Linked DNA regions of Homo sapiens: region 1 is linked to region 2. A link is a contact called in ENCODE Hi-C data. All regions are on one chromosome and are shown on one strand. Each heading gives the region's core, a stretch centred on a gene start or an enhancer-like site at or near the end of the contact. The rest is flanking DNA. Distances are from core to core; before and after follow the strand shown. Region 1 holds the start of SAMD1 (sterile alpha motif domain containing 1). Region 2 overlaps CACNA1A (calcium voltage-gated channel subunit alpha1 A).

Evidence for each region. A loop is a pair of places that touch in the nucleus more often than their neighbours do. Pooled maps may share reads with other maps.
Region 1: a pooled map shows a loop between it and region 2 (3-fold over the local background). The contact joins the promoter of SAMD1 here to the enhancer-like site in region 2. A Hi-C loop is called at or near these places in 1 of 168 maps with a recorded cell type or tissue (B cell), 1 of 37 single-sample maps with no recorded cell type and 5 of 50 pooled maps.

The regions. Positions count from the first base shown.
Region 1 is chr19:14,089,277-14,093,870 of GRCh38, reverse strand. It overlaps SAMD1 (sterile alpha motif domain containing 1), which reads left to right and starts at 3,120. Exons shown (of 5, transcript NM_138352.3): 1 at 3,120-4,086; 2 at 4,509-4,594. The coding sequence starts at 3,451. PRKACA (protein kinase cAMP-activated catalytic subunit alpha) reads left to right here. Exons shown (of 10, transcript NM_002730.4): 9 at 79-243; 10 at 634-2,183. The coding sequence ends at 759. RefSeq lists silencers at 2,385-2,714, 2,765-2,814, 2,955-3,174, 3,505-3,764, 4,065-4,114.
Region 2 is chr19:13,259,864-13,262,529 of GRCh38, reverse strand. It overlaps CACNA1A (calcium voltage-gated channel subunit alpha1 A), which reads left to right. Exons shown (of 47, transcript NM_001127222.2): 26 at 920-1,080. Among named protein-coding and RNA genes, the nearest start is that of IER2, 110 kb to the right of the region's middle. RefSeq lists enhancers at 1,155-1,384, 593-1,792. Within about 2 kb of position 1,334, at least 7 of the 41 ENCODE cell types and tissues checked have a DNase peak (open chromatin) inside an H3K27ac peak, as active enhancers do; they include B cell, where a contact is called at or near this core.

The sequences.
Region 1 (4,594 bases), core at 1,871-4,370, 830 kb before region 2:
TGGATGGAGAAAGAAGCATCATGGGCTTCCCAAGTTCCAGACCAGCTTCCCACCCTGTCCTTGTACCCCTTCCTCCAGGTGCGCTTCCCTTCCCACTTCAGCTCTGACTTGAAGGACCTGCTGCGGAACCTCCTGCAGGTAGATCTCACCAAGCGCTTTGGGAACCTCAAGAATGGGGTCAACGATATCAAGAACCACAAGTGGTTTGCCACAACTGACTGGATTGCCATCTACCAGAGGAAGGTGGGCCTCCCCTCCTTAAGCCTGCTGAGGGTTTGGGAGCAGGCCAAGAGTCAGGGAGGACAGCCAATAGAGAAATAGAGAAGAGAACACAGGTTCAGGAGCAACCTAGAGTAGAGAGCTTAGAGCAGTGGGGTCTAGAAATGGGATTCTGGGGTCATTTGGCCATTCCATGACCTTGTGCAACAGATGCCTCTCTCTGGGAAGTAATTTCCCCTTTGATGAGTTGCTACATTAAGAGTTTCGGGCTGTTAAGAGGAATCCATAACCTAATGGTAAGCACAGGCCTGAGTCAGAGTAAATATCTCTTGAATGTTAGGCCATTCGCATTTATTGTTGTAATAATGATTATGTTGAATGCTGAGGTCTGGGTGATTCTTGATCCCTCTCCAGGTGGAAGCTCCCTTCATACCAAAGTTTAAAGGCCCTGGGGATACGAGTAACTTTGACGACTATGAGGAAGAAGAAATCCGGGTCTCCATCAATGAGAAGTGTGGCAAGGAGTTTTCTGAGTTTTAGGGGCATGCCTGTGCCCCCATGGGTTTTCTTTTTTCTTTTTTCTTTTTTTTGGTCGGGGGGGTGGGAGGGTTGGATTGAACAGCCAGAGGGCCCCAGAGTTCCTTGCATCTAATTTCACCCCCACCCCACCCTCCAGGGTTAGGGGGAGCAGGAAGCCCAGATAATCAGAGGGACAGAAACACCAGCTGCTCCCCCTCATCCCCTTCACCCTCCTGCCCCCTCTCCCACTTTTCCCTTCCTCTTTCCCCACAGCCCCCCAGCCCCTCAGCCCTCCCAGCCCACTTCTGCCTGTTTTAAACGAGTTTCTCAACTCCAGTCAGACCAGGTCTTGCTGGTGTATCCAGGGACAGGGTATGGAAAGAGGGGCTCACGCTTAACTCCAGCCCCCACCCACACCCCCATCCCACCCAACCACAGGCCCCACTTGCTAAGGGCAAATGAACGAAGCGCCAACCTTCCTTTCGGAGTAATCCTGCCTGGGAAGGAGAGATTTTTAGTGACATGTTCAGTGGGTTGCTTGCTAGAATTTTTTTAAAAAAACAACAATTTAAAATCTTATTTAAGTTCCACCAGTGCCTCCCTCCCTCCTTCCTCTACTCCCACCCCTCCCATGTCCCCCCATTCCTCAAATCCATTTTAAAGAGAAGCAGACTGACTTTGGAAAGGGAGGCGCTGGGGTTTGAACCTCCCCGCTGCTAATCTCCCCTGGGCCCCTCCCCGGGGAATCCTCTCTGCCAATCCTGCGAGGGTCTAGGCCCCTTTAGGAAGCCTCCGCTCTCTTTTTCCCCAACAGACCTGTCTTCACCCTTGGGCTTTGAAAGCCAGACAAAGCAGCTGCCCCTCTCCCTGCCAAAGAGGAGTCATCCCCCAAAAAGACAGAGGGGGAGCCCCAAGCCCAAGTCTTTCCTCCCAGCAGCGTTTCCCCCCAACTCCTTAATTTTATTCTCCGCTAGATTTTAACGTCCAGCCTTCCCTCAGCTGAGTGGGGAGGGCATCCCTGCAAAAGGGAACAGAAGAGGCCAAGTCCCCCCAAGCCACGGCCCGGGGTTCAAGGCTAGAGCTGCTGGGGAGGGGCTGCCTGTTTTACTCACCCACCAGCTTCCGCCTCCCCCATCCTGGGCGCCCCTCCTCCAGCTTAGCTGTCAGCTGTCCATCACCTCTCCCCCACTTTCTCATTTGTGCTTTTTTCTCTCGTAATAGAAAAGTGGGGAGCCGCTGGGGAGCCACCCCATTCATCCCCGTATTTCCCCCTCTCATAACTTCTCCCCATCCCAGGAGGAGTTCTCAGGCCTGGGGTGGGGCCCCGGGTGGGTGCGGGGGCGATTCAACCTGTGTGCTGCGAAGGACGAGACTTCCTCTTGAACAGTGTGCTGTTGTAAACATATTTGAAAACTATTACCAATAAAGTTTTGTTTAAAAAAAAAGTGTCGCTGGTGTTCTCGACTTCGATCACCCACCCACACACCCCCAGGGGGTTGGAAAGGGAATTTCGGACCCCAGCGTGCAGGCCGATCAGGTCCTGGCTTGAAGTCCTTGTAACCAGGGTTTAGCTGAAATTCCGGCACTCCTTCGGCCCCGCAGGAGAAACGAGCGTCAAACTGCCCTTTGACCCCAGATTCGGGGTCCCCAAATCTGCGGCGCGCCCCCTCGGCGTCCAGCCCGGGACCGAGAGGGCGCTCTAGGGAGGCGCTGGGGCTGGCGCGCCAGGAGGCCGAGCGGCGGCGGGGGCGGCCCTGGCAGGGGGAGTAGAAGGGGGAGAGGGTGCGCGCCCCCCTTCCCGCATCCTCAGCGCCGGGCCAGGCGCGCCTGAGGGACGCGGGGGCGGCGGCAGCAGGAGGGTCCCCGCAGCACCCTGCGAGCGCGGCAGCCCCGGCCCGCGGGCGGCGAGTTCCCGGTAAGTGCGGTCCCGAGAGCGGAGCGCGCTGGAGAGGCGTGGAGAGGGGGGCTGGGCGCCGGGGACGTCTGGGTCCCGCGCCCAATGGCTGGAGGGCGGCCGAGCGCCGCCCGCCCGCCCTGCCCGCCCCCTCTCCACTCCCCCCGGCACTCCCCTCCCCCTCCCCCGCCCGCCGCTTTCCCCCGCCCCCGCCCCGGGCCAACTCCGCGGCGCCTCCTTAAAAAGCGCGCGGGAGTTGTAAGGGGGGGCCGGAGCGAGCCGGAGTGAGCGAGAGCGCAGGGTAAAGGGGGCGGGCGGGGGGCCCGGGCTCCACCTTAAAAGCGGGCGCGTGGGGGTGGGAGGGAGGAAGGCGGGCGGCGGGGAGGAGGGAGGGAGGGAAGGAAGGGGGGCCGGAGTGTCCCGGGCGCAGGGCGCGCGTGCGGCGGCGGCGGCGGCGGGGAGGGGCCGGCCGCGCCGCGCTCCCCTCCTCCCCCTCGCATCCCCGGCCCCGCGCGCGCCCAGCAGAAGCGGGTCTGTGTGTGCGTGCGTGCGAGTGAGTGAGTGTGTGCATATTTTTTTCTCTCTTTTCTTTCTCTCTCACTGTTTTTTCCTCTCTCTCTCTCTCCCTCTCTCTCTCTTTTTTTTTTTTTTTTTTTTGCAAAGAAACAGCAGCGCCGCCGCCGCTCCGCCGAGGCGCTGCGCCCCCCGGGGGGGGAGGCGGAGGAGGCGGGCAGCGGCGGAGGGAGGGGAGCCGGGGAGGGGGGCGCCGCGCTGGGAGGGAGGCAGCGCGCACGGTGCAGCCGGGCCGGGCGGGAGGCATGGCGGGGCCCCCGGCCCTACCCCCGCCGGAGACGGCGGCGGCCGCCACCACGGCGGCCGCCGCCTCGTCGTCCGCCGCTTCCCCGCACTACCAAGAGTGGATCCTGGACACCATCGACTCGCTGCGCTCGCGCAAGGCGCGGCCGGACCTGGAGCGCATCTGCCGGATGGTGCGGCGGCGGCACGGCCCGGAGCCGGAGCGCACGCGCGCCGAGCTCGAGAAACTGATCCAGCAGCGCGCCGTGCTCCGGGTCAGCTACAAGGGGAGCATCTCGTACCGCAACGCGGCGCGCGTCCAGCCGCCCCGGCGCGGAGCCACCCCGCCGGCCCCGCCGGCGCCGCCACAGCAGCAGCAGCCGCCGCCGCCGCAGCCACAGCCGCCGCCGGAGGGGGGCGCGGTGCGGGCCGGCGGCGCGGCGCGGCCCGTGAGCCTGCGGGAAGTCGTGCGCTACCTCGGGGGCAGCGGCGGCGCCGGCGGTCGCCTAACCCGCGGCCGCGTGCAGGGGCTGCTGGAGGAGGAGGCGGCGGCTCGAGGCCGTCTGGAGCGCACCCGTCTCGGAGCGCTTGCGCTGCCCCGCGGGGACAGGCCCGGACGGGCGCCGCCGGCCGCCAGCGCCCGCCCGTCTCGCAGCAAGGTGAGCGCGCCGGGGAGCGGGGGCGCCGCGCGGTGGGCAGGTGCGGGCGAAGTTGGTGGCGGGGGCGCGAGTCCCGGGAGGAACTGGGTGGCGGGTGGCTGGGGCTTTGCGCGCGTTTCCTGCGGGCTCGGTGCGTGGTGACCTTGGCAAGTGATTGAATCTCCCGGAGCCTCAGTTTCCTCCGCTGTAAACGCGGTTTAATAACAGTAGCGACCCCTTGGGGTTGTTGAGCGAGTTTAGTAAGATTTGGTTGTCGAGGGCTTTAGTTAACACAGAGCCTGGCACGGAGTGAATGCGTAAAAGTTAGTCCGTATTGTTCTTAAAGGTGGAATCGGTTCCTCCTCCCCACCGCCCGGACGCCACAGTCAGGGTCTGGGATTAGAACAGCTACTAATTTTGCATGCTTCTCTCCTCGGCTCCAGAGAGGTGGAGAAGAGCGAGTACTTGAGAAAGAAGAGGAAGAAGATGATGATGAAGATGAAGATGAAGAAGATGATGTGTCAGAGGG
Region 2 (2,666 bases), core at 85-2,584:
GCAGTTTTTCTTTAGATGAAGTGTCTTGGGGTTAAGATCCTTTTTCCTAATTCGCATGAAGGCATCATATGGATTTAAAAGGGTATAACCGTGATCTGGGAAGCAGGAACTAGATTTCTTGTTCCATAAAATTTTGACTTTTCATCTACCTATTCTAGGCTCTAGTATCTCCCATTCCAAAATAGCATGAACCAGCATTTCCCAAAAGCCTGTCATTCAAAAACATATATATATATTAAGGGAAATAAAATCCAGTCATTAGAGCACCCACTTTCACTCTATGCTTCACCTGGGGGTCCCCAGTATTATCTCTTATGTAATATGTTTCTTTAAATCAAGTCACACCCGTAATCCCTGCATTTTGAAAGACCAAGGCAGGAGTGTTGCTTGAGCCCAGGAGAATGAGACCAGCCTGGGCAACATAGTTAGACTCTGTCTCTACTAAAAATTAAAGACAGAAAACAGATACTGTTATGGAAATCTAACCAAATATGGCTGCCTGCCTAAGGCTTTGTGCATTGACAACTGCTCTTTCTTGGTTAAAGAGGGAAAATGTCAATGGTAGGTGTTAACATGGTAGCAACTAAGTAAAAATTTCTCCTTCACTCAAAAGGATTGAGAGAGTTGGAAAGGAAGTAACTTTGTTACCTTGTTTTTCTGTGTTGGGCTCCTGTATCACTTAAAAGCATCTCTGGTATCCCATCTGGGAGTTTTAGATCCATAGAATGCCAGGATTGAGTCCAACTCCTCCAACGCTTATTTCTGAAAGCTGGGGGGACCTTACCCTAGTGACTTGACTTATGACCTTGCCTGTAAAATGGGAATGATCATGGCAGTATTTTGGTATGATGGGCCACTGGAGGCAGAAGGTTGGGCAGGTCCCCAGCCCCTCATGCTCTCTGTCAACTCCACCCCACAGGCTGTGTTTGACTGTGTGGTGAACTCACTTAAAAACGTCTTCAACATCCTCATCGTCTACATGCTATTCATGTTCATCTTCGCCGTGGTGGCTGTGCAGCTCTTCAAGGGGAAATTCTTCCACTGCACTGACGAGTCCAAAGAGTTTGAGAAAGATTGTCGGTGGGTCTCCACTTTCCAGCACATTCCCATTGGAACCAGCAGGTGGGCAGGGGGGAAGTGGCTAGAGGCATTGGCCACTTGGGCTCAGAGACTGGAGAAGTGATGAGCCTTGGAAGTGACTCAGTTGCAACCAGCTTGGATCTTGGGTAGAAAGAAAACCGGTTTTAGAATTTGAGTCACCACCCAGAGCCACAGAATGAGTCATAAGCAAATTGATTGACCTTTCAGCCACCGCCTTTGTCATGTGAGGGATATTAATACACATCCACAGTTCCTTACTTGAAATCGTTACAGGCAGATGTGTTTCAAAGTTGAGAATATTTTGAGATTCCCATGTGGGACATGACACCCTCAGCTGGGTCTAAGGCAGCCCTATAATCAAACACAATATTTCTGCCATAAAATGTGTAACTATTTACATCAAATGGGGTAAATAACAAGTATAAAGAGCTTCATGTCCAATCAGATCAGGTTTCATTACCAAATAAGTTAGGTAAGAGGCCAGGTGCAGTGGCTCACACCTGTAATTCCAACACTTTGGGAGGCTGAGGTGGGAGGATCACTTGAGGCCAGGAGTTGGAGACCAGGTTGGGCAACATAATGAGAGCCCATCCTACAAAATAAATTTTAAAAGTTAGCGGGGCATGGTAGCACACACCTGTAGTCCCAGCTACCCGGGAGGCTGAGGCGGGAGGATTGTTTAAACACAGGAGTTCAAGGCTGCAATGCACTATGATGGTACCACTGCACTCCAGCCTGCGTGACAGAGTGAGACCCTGCCTCTCAAAAATATATACATATAGGCCGGGCGCAGTGGCTCATGCTTATAATCTCAGCACTTTAGGAGGCCGAGGCGGGCGGATCATGAGGTCAGGAGATCGAGACCATCCTGGCTAACACGGTGAAACCCTGTCTCTACTAAAAATACAAAAACCTAGCTGGGCATGGTGGCAGACGCCTGTAGTCCCAGCTACTTGGGAGGCTGAGACAGGAGAATGGCGTGAACCCGGGAGGCGGAGCTTGCAGTGAGCCCAGATTGGGCCACTGTACTCCAGTCTGGGCAACAGAGCCAGACTCCATCTCAAACAAACAAACAAACAAACAACAACAACAAAAATATATATATATATATATGTATATATATATATGTACACGCACACACACATATGTATTATATGTGTGTGTGTATATATATGTATGTGTATATATAGTGATATTGTTACCAGTGTAAAGTGGCATTTTGCAACACATGGTAGCCTGTTGTTATCTTGATGGCTATTTATTGAAATTAGGAGGATGCCAGATGTCTGGATAGGAGTCTGGAACTAACCCTTGTTTCCTGCCTTGAAAAGGAGTAGCAACCTCCCTTAGCCTGATGAACCTCTAAATGTCCCCTATGTCTCTCTGCCTCCTCCTAAACTCCCTCCACCCCACCCCCAGCAAGCCTGAGGCTCTCACCCTGAGGACTAGAAGTTATCACGTTGGAAGAGGGTGCTGGACCCTGGGTCAGCTCTCCCACCAGGAGTAAGGTTGTGCCATCACCCATGGATTTATCTCAAAGTAGATGCACACGTCATCCCCTATGA